Linked DNA regions of Mus musculus: region 2 is linked to region 1. A link is a loop called in an ENCODE intact Hi-C map of the cell type or tissue named here. Cell type or tissue: left cerebral cortex. All regions are shown on one strand. Each heading gives the region's core, and the rest is flanking DNA. Links, peaks and the distances in the headings are about the cores only. Region 1 has its middle 20 kb from the start of Gpr37. Region 2 has its middle 12 kb from the start of Hyal6.

What was found. A loop is a pair of places that touch in the nucleus more often than their neighbours do. Peaks named below come from ENCODE experiments on the same cell type or tissue, not always from the same donor. Only the 100,000 strongest peaks of a DNase experiment are listed, where the experiment ranks them.
Region 2: it touches region 1 in a loop (4-fold over the local background); 5 of 42 quality-filtered maps call a loop at or near these places.

What each region holds. Positions count from the first base shown.
Region 1 is chr6:25,707,863-25,712,263 of GRCm38, reverse strand. No RefSeq gene overlaps it. Among named protein-coding and RNA genes, the nearest start is that of Gpr37, 20 kb to the right of the region's middle. In left cerebral cortex, for the core only: a CTCF peak has its summit at 2,518; a DNase peak (open chromatin) is centred at 2,536.
Region 2 is chr6:24,719,374-24,723,774 of GRCm38, reverse strand. No RefSeq gene overlaps it. Among named protein-coding and RNA genes, the nearest start is that of Hyal6, 12 kb to the left of the region's middle. In left cerebral cortex, for the core only: a CTCF peak has its summit at 1,930 (motif pointing left); DNase peaks (open chromatin) are centred at 1,868 and 2,275; H3K4me3 peaks cover 221 bases.

The DNA of each region.
Region 1 (4,401 bases), core at 250-4,249:
TCATAGCTACATTTCTGTAACAAGCAGGCTGTATTTCTCATTGCAATTTCTGTCTCTACATCACACAGCACTGGCTCACTGAGGCCCTATTAGTTGGTTATTTTCTACCCATATTGTTTTTCTTTTCTCCTTTTCCTTCTTTTTCTTTTTGTTTTGTTTCCTGAGCCAGGATCACACTTATACCTATAGTTGGCCTTGAAATTGCAGAGATCTTCTTTCAGCCTTGCAACTTACCCTGTAGTGGGTTGGCCTGATGCTGCTTGTATTTTAATGATGATATTGCCCCTCCCCCAAGACTGGTTGCCCCAGAGATGAGAGAGTGCCCATGTAGACCTATGACCCAGCTTCCATGTTATTTCTGATTAGCAAATAAAGAAGTCAGCAGCTAATAGCTGAAAACAAAAGAAATAGGTGGGGTTTAGATTTCCCCTGGGCTTGGGGTTGTGGGAGAACCACCAGGAGAAGAAGAAGGTACTGGAGGAGAAGGAGAAGGAGGAAGAGGACGAGGAGGGAGAGGATGAGGAGCAGTAGGGGGAGGAGGAGGAAAAAGAGGAATTGGAGGAGGTGGAGGAGGCAGAGGAGGAGGAGGAGGAGGAGGAGGAGGAGGAGGAGGAGGAGAAGGAGGAGAAGGAAGAGGAGGAGGGGAGGGGAGCGGGAGAAGGAGGAGAAGGAGGAGGAGAAGGAGGAAGCGAAGGAGGAGGGGGAGGGGAGTGGGAGAAGGAGGAGAAGGAGGAGGAGGGGGAGGGGAGCGGGAGAAGGAGGAGAAGGAGGAGGAGGAGGAGGAGGAGGAGAAGGAGGAAGAGAAGGAGGAGGGGGAGGGGAGCGGGAGAAGGAGGAGAAGGAGGAGGAGGGGGGAGGGGAGCGGGAGCAGGAGGAGGAGGAGGAGGAGGAGGAGGAGGAGGAGGAGGAGGAGGAGGAGGAGGAGAAGGAGAAGGAGAAGGAGAAGGAGAAGGAGAAGGAGAAGGAGAAGGAGAAGGAGAAGGAGAAGGAGAAGGAGAAGGAGAAGGAGAAGGAGAAGGAGCCATGGGTTAGGTGAGCCATAAAAACCTGGTCCTGAGGGCTGGCCAGTTGGAGTTAAGGGCTGCCCAGATGAAACAGTAAGTAGTAAGTAATATTTCTGGGTCTTCAATGGAAAAGTAAATTCTAATAGCATGGCAGGCAGGTATCCACCCAACTGCTGTTTAAGGCTTACTGTAAATATAAAGGCTGTGTGTCTTTTATCTGGAACTAAAGTGTCAAAGGCTGGGTAGAAACCTAGGAAGGGATTAAATAACTTTTGCAACATACCCCCTTTTGATATTTTGTTAGTTCTGGTATCAACACAAAACAAAACAACCAAGAAAAAAAAAGTAGTTATTAGGGAGTCGTTCTTGTGGAAAGGGAGTGCTTTCTCTCTGGGAAGCCTTACATCACCATAAACCAATAATCTACCAAGGAAATGACAGAGAAGTGTGAAGAAAGGAGTGAATAAACCGGTCTGGCATGTATATCATATTACACTGTTTTCCCAAGGGGTCTGGAGCCACACCTGCTTTGTTCAAGTTCAATCTCTTAGCCTCAGTTTGTCACATTTTCTAAAGATACTGAGATTTTAAGAGAGTAATGGATGTAGACAATTTAGCCTGATTCATAGTTGGGCTGGTGAGAAGATGTTAACTCATTTTGCTTTAAGGCTCTGCTAAGGAAGTGCAGAGAATGAAAGCACATAGATGAAGGATGTAACTGCAAACTCCTTCAGGTCTATATGCACCTGCCTTCTTGTCTTACACTCTTCCCAACTCCTTCCCTTTATTAGGAACCTTGTTAAGTTCCTAAAGAAGGTAACATGAACTTCCCTTTTGACATTCAGAAACTGTAGTACATTTTAAAATATTTATGAAGAGAAAATAGTTCAGGATGGCCATTTAAGCAGACACAGTTTAATTTTGAATAAGTATCTAAAAGCTTGAGGTACGGATCAGAATAAAATCCAGGCATCTTGTGAAGAGAGTTGGAGTCTGGAGTACAAAAGTGAGAGCCCGTAGGAGAAAACTGCTGATATGGTAACTATTCATTGCATTTTTTTTTTTAATTTTAGGGTTTCTGTGAGCCAGGCAGATCTTTCTATAGTTAGTGTTCTTCACTGCAAGGCTAATGCCTTACATTTTTATATTTGGTATGAAAAAAATGCATTCTAAATCCTGTACAAACATGCCATTTGCATGATGATTAACAGTCACAATTTTCGTTTAATGAGCACATAACTGAAAGTACACATAAAACTACACAAATTTCTATTCATCCTCCATGATTATGTAAAATAATTGTATTTTTTTTCTGAAGAAAATGTGTAGCCAATTCACACATTTTGTGTAACAGGAAATTTATAACTGTTATTATATTTTTGAACTTATTTATACACAGTGCTTGATTTTTCAGATCATGACAGCAACTACAGAAATGTCCAGCCAATCTGAAGTGCAAACTTAGAGGAATCAAATCAGTTTGGAAGCCTGAGGCTGTAAACTGCACTGTGGCAGCCTGACAGACGAGGGAGCTATTCCTCACAGGATTCTGGACTGATCTAGAAATTAATCCAGTCTGAGATTCTAGTGGTCACAACAAGCAGCAGCTTGCGAACTCTATCAGTGTCTCTGCACACGTGTGTCTAGAGACCTCCAGAAACTTAACTGGCTTGGTCACAGCTGCTTGAGTCCCTGCCAATTCCAATTCCCTGCAAAGCTTCAAAGACGCCAAACAGTTCTGGAAGAATACTAACGTTATAGTATCCTCTCCGAACTATGAAAGAATGGGCCTCTGCTCTGTAAACCTTCCAAGTAAACAGCTAGCCTATGTATTCAAGTGTGCTTAGGGGTATCCACACCAATCTGGTAATTCAATACCTTCTCAACAGAGTCCCAGGACTGCTAAGGCTCTGGTATTGCAGCTCTCACTTTCTAAGAAGCAGCTCCCAGTATGCAATAGACTTTAACTTTGGAATCTGGACTCCTTCATTCACATATCTTAAAGTATAGAAGTTCGTAATACAGCTGGCAAGATAGCTCAGCAGGTAAAAGCACTTTCAGCCAATCTGAATTTAATGCCCACAGTGCACATGATCAAAGGAAAGAACCAACCTCAGCCATACTGACATCCATACTCACAGATAACACAACGTAATTCCTCTCCTAAAACTGAAAAAGTAAATCAATACTTTTAAAGTTCATACTCATTGGAAGTTTGAAACTTTGACGTATCTCATTTAAAAATGATTTTTGCCTGTGTATTAAGATGAACTCACCGATTTTTCCTTCCTTCTTTTATTCTGTTTTAATTTGCACCAATTGCCTCTCATCGCTCCTCTTTATCAAAGGCACAGGATCAGGAATAGCAAATGTGTTCAAAGACCATTGGAGAACTCAGTAGTATTACAACATATATAATGATCAATAGAAAAAAAAGTTTATGTATCACTAGTTGTATGAATACATATGAACAACATCTACTGAGAGACAATGACTACATACGTATGCATGCTCACTTAAGGCAGTGTGGAAAAACAGGGAATAAATGATAAGGAAGATAAAAACAGTTTATGAGAGATTAATAGTTTTCTTTTTATTTTCTTCACAGTAAATTGCTTCCAACTTTCTTGAGTTAAAATAGTTATATATAATTTATTTCTGTCCCATGGAAATCTACTTTGATTATTCTAGCCTGAGAGTCACACAGGAAATGAGTACCACATTGTGATAGCCCATGAGTGATAGAATTGATATACAGGTCTCTTCAGTCTCCCATTCTTTTCTCTAACTTGCAAACTGCCTCCCTAACTGAAGATCTTAAGTGAAGAGCAGCTAAACAGCAATGTGTCAGTAAAACATCAACTGGATTGCACCTTTGTTTTCTTTAAAAATTGTAAAACCCTTTCCTGATTATTTCATAAATGTTAGAAACATATCATGTGATGCTATCATTTCAATATGATAATCTGTTTACAGATTTTATTTATGTCTGAAGCAAGCCATCTACAATACAAATTATGCAGTTCATTCTATCCCAAGTTGCTATTGACTTGTTTTTTTAAATTTTTATTTTTCATTTTAACCTCATTGTAGAAACTTAGAAATGCCATAGACTTGCTAAAAAGAATAACATAGTGCTTCTACTTGGAGATTGGTGACAGGGGTTTTCAACAATGTAAACTTCAAAGGCTCTATAAGTATGACACACAACACTAACACATCAGAATGTAGTTGAAGAAGGCAATATTTTTGCAAAGGTAACCATTTTATTAATATAGTCAATTTGTAGCTAGACAACACTGGTAAGTGGGCAGTGTTCACTCTTGCTGTTATACAAAATATATATAAATATCATCTCAGGCTGGAGATATGGCTCAGAGGTTAAGAGCACCGACTA
Region 2 (4,401 bases), core at 194-4,193, 990 kb after region 1:
TATTACTACCATTTCAGCTTGAATCTTCTATACATGAATAGGATAAAAACAAAAACTAAAGCCAGATATGGTAACACAAGCCTGTAACCTGGTCCCTCAGGAGGCAGAGGCAGGAGGATCAGAAATTGGCAGTCATCTTGGATTAAATAAGATGGTGCCTGGGAAAAAAATTAAATAAATTCTAATTCTGTTTTAAAATATTCTAAAATAGCATTTGATAAACACAAATATATAATACAAATTATATAGAAGGGGACTTCTATATAATTCAAATGTTCGGTCTCTCATAGGTCTCAGATCTTTTCTGCCCCTTCTTCAATAAAATCTGTTGTTTATTCATTGCTACTGCTGCAGTTGTTCTAGGGGCAGTAACTGAAGTTTTTGGCTATTGAGAGAAAATCTCATTGAACTCCTGATCTCCCTGACTCCACCTTCTAAATGCTGACTAAATAAGCCTTTTATCTTTATCACATTAGATCCCTCAACCTATTTACAGTACTGGAAATTAAACTCAGGGCCTCACATATACTGGACACACTGCAAAGAAGCTACACCTTAGCTCAGGGATGAACTGTTTAAGTAGAATAAGTGGAGGTCCCAAGAGCAGGGAAGAATCAAGGGTCTTGAGCGTAATGTTCTTAGCCTATTCATATTCTCATACAGTATTCTTTGCCCACATCTCAAGTTAATTTTATTTCACACTAAAGTTTATGTATAGGTTAAACTGTGTGTTCTTGCCTCAGTCATGGCCTGGTAATGGTCTTTTGACATCTAGGTCGAATGTTCCCTACTTACTGGTGGTCCAGCTAACTATTCAAAATGTGGCTATATCTCCCATGTGCTATATAGCTCCTCTGAAATATCACTAGGAATCTTGTTCTGCTGTGATGACTTTCGCCAGCAAGCTCTCCTGGTTGGTGCTCCAACAACTTGTAGATCAGTCTAAATCACTTCTGAGCAAAACCTGCTCTGGGAGGCCATATTGGCAGACTTTCCTTTCCCTGAGCAGGGCTGACTATCACAGGACTGCCCCAACTGGTATAGGATTCCAGCTAATTTGCTTCCTCCCTCATCTCAAATACTGAGTGGCAGAGTGTGAGAGTCTTTCTCCACTCTCCATGTTCTCTTCATTAGTTAAAGAATTTCAGGTGGAACCAAAAACTGTATGAGGGAAAACAACACACAGATACATCTGCTTCCCATTCTTCTCTCCTTCCTGTAATTCCTCTGAGTTCAAAAACCCTTGAGAAACCCATGAATGCCTTATAACCTCCATCTGGAAAAGAGACTTTCACTTGCACTATCATTTCATTGGCCAGAACTTGCCCTTTTATACCCATGTAATTATAAGGGGACCAGCAAGGTAAAAGACTAAAAGGAATGTCTTATTTATATCTGTCACAGAATCAAGAACATGATTCCCACACCCAGCCACCTGCCGCCTCCTAATTCCAACTTTCTTTTGCAACGTTGCTTTTAAGTACAAGATAAATATTATCCTTGGATAAAAAAAAAAAAAAAGCTCTACCTTTTGTGGTTGTAAATTAATATTGTAATATATCATTATGAATCTTTATTGGATTGAGGTCATTATCGATATATATTTTAATAAGATTTGTTATGCCACAACAAAATGCCTATTCTTATACTCCTTAGGAATAACATACAAAATAAATAGAAAGGTAAAATTTTTAAAAATCCAAGAGAGACTGAAGCTAAGCTTCTTTATGTGTTGCTACTGGCTGGCCAACTTCCACTGGCAGGTGTACAATTATAAAGCCCTATGGCACAACAGAGTCTTGGATAACAGATTCTTGCAACTTTAAATAGTACTAACAGACGGTAATTAAAACTCACTGTAAAATGTCCTTTCAAACATGGTGCTTCGGGAACTGCAGGGAGGTAGCGCCATCTGGTGGTATAATTTTAGACATTTGTTAAGATTCATATTATCATCAATAAACAATTTTTTTTCAAATTAAAAACTTTCAGAGAACTTTAGAATTGAGACTTGAGAGACAAAATCCTCTTTTCAAGAAACAGGATAAATAGAAGGTATAGAACGTTTTGACATCTGCTGATAGATAGAAAGTGAATCCCGCGTAAATCCAAACAGGCTTTGGTAATGATGGGATAATTGTAAATAGTTCTTATCAAACGGCAGAGTGCCTTGATTTTTAAGAAAGTTTACATTTAGACCGAAGTCCTTAGGTCTGTGTGATTCCTGGGTGAACCAGGAATTCTTAGGAAACGGCCAGCAGGGGGCTCTTCACACCTGAGGGATTTTGTTGTTGAGTTTGGTTTTAGGTTTTTGTTTGGGGTTCTTTAGGGGGACCCGGTGCTTGTTTCTTTGTTTGTTTGTCTGTTTGTTGGCCAATGCTAGAGAAGAGTGGCTGCAATTGTAACGAAAACAATACAAAGTCTCAGCGCTCTATTACTTTAGCAGACGTTTGTGTTGAAACTTTGAGAAATTAATCTTGAAATTGTATCTGATCACTGTTGACAATTTAAGTTAGAGTGGCTATGCTAGTTACCTAACTACCGGCCCACAGGTGCCTTTCCTCTGACTTTGTGCAATCTGTGTTCTGTCCTTATCGATTTACATACGTTAAAAATTTTGTATGGGTAGAAATCCATTTTCATGGATGGAATCGTGCATAATGGCCTCACCTGTGAACATCAATTTTAATTTAACACGATATTTTCAGACTCATCCGTGGTATAGAATGGATGTAATCTCATTCCTTTCTGTGATTAATTACTATTTACTTAGCTGGGTTCATGTCATGTATCCCAGGCTGTCCTCAAATTTCTGATCTACTTCAGACTAAGGTATGCTGTGCTTAATAAAGTTTAACCTTATCATGCCCAGTCCTAAGGACTGAATTTTTTACTAGGAAAGTAAGAGTGGATTCAAAGTCTTTATATTTAAGACTTTATTATTTCTGTGAAATATGTTCTGGCCAGTAAAAAGACAATATGGATTGCGTATAATTGCATTCCTAAAGTCATTTACAGAAGAGACACATAGGCACTTTATCCAGATTTACAATGAGAATAAAAGACAAACCCAACAATTAAAACTTATATTCTGTTCCAACAGTGGTGATTAAATGAGCAGTTACTCTATGCTATGTGGTTTGCTTGTGCAGCAGTGTAATTTATGCAAAAATAATTAGCATTTTTTCCTGTTGTGCTTTTATCAGTTAAAGAATGATGCTTGGTCTCTATGGTCTGGGTCTAATTGTTCATATCATGAGAGGAAGGGTAGAAGGACTCATTTCAAAGTTATCACTCAATTAAAAAATTAAAACTGGATTATATCCAAAAAAGAAAATAAAAATATAAGTTTGGGCTAAATAGCCTATTGATGGAGTTGATTCCACTGCTGAGAATACAAGGAGAATGTGAGTTTAATATGTAGTAATTTCTTTGAATTTTAACATTCAATCCTTAAGAATCAAGAAGCAAAACTTCATGGTCTAGGAAGGAAAGAATTCATGAATCTCAGGAAGTTCCTAAAATTTACCAAATTTACAAAATCTCTCTCTAAGGTTATAGTAAGCAGTATAGTATGCTGGAGAGTGAAAGGCTCCAACCTGTTAAACTGACTGAACATTGTATAGAAAACTCTAGGAATGCAATGTTCATGAACAGTTGTCTAACTGGTGTGAGCTTTTCAGTGACTCTACCTTTGAGTCATCCATGCTATACAAGTGACTCCTTATCCATTCTCCGGTAAGTAACCCCACTAAATTTATTGGTTTGCCAAGTGTCTTTGATAGAATAGTTTCTTTGGTCTGTCATTAGTTGGCTATCTAGGATGAATAGACATTTGTTCACACCTCCTCCAGGAAACTCAATCCACACAGTAGGGTTTCTTCAGGTCCTTAAACTCAGAACTTTAGAGGCAGTTAATTCTAGTATGGAAAGGGATGTTATATGTAAAGATGAGACTTGCCTATTTATTAATGTCTGTGTTCCTAAAATCTTGTATAAATGTCTGTGACTAAGCAGTCAACAACAACAATGACCAAAAAAAGATATTTTGAGTGGACATCACAATAATAATCCATGGAAGTCATCTCTGGTGTCTCAAATAGAAGCAGATTTCAAGCAGTAATGTATATTTCAAAGAATAAGCCACCACCCATATTTACAAAAGATGTGTACCTTCTGCCAAACAGATGAAGCCAAGGGATACTTGTCCACACACTCTCCCATCTTTCTAAGGTGGTATAAGTGTACAAATTTCATAAACTTCAAAGAAGATAACTCTCGTTAATAACTCATGTTGGACTTACCAATGAGGTTGATGCATTGTAAACGCAGGTGGCTTCCTTTAGGAAACAAAGACACACAAATTCTTTGCATCTTACATGCCAAGGGGTTCGTCATACT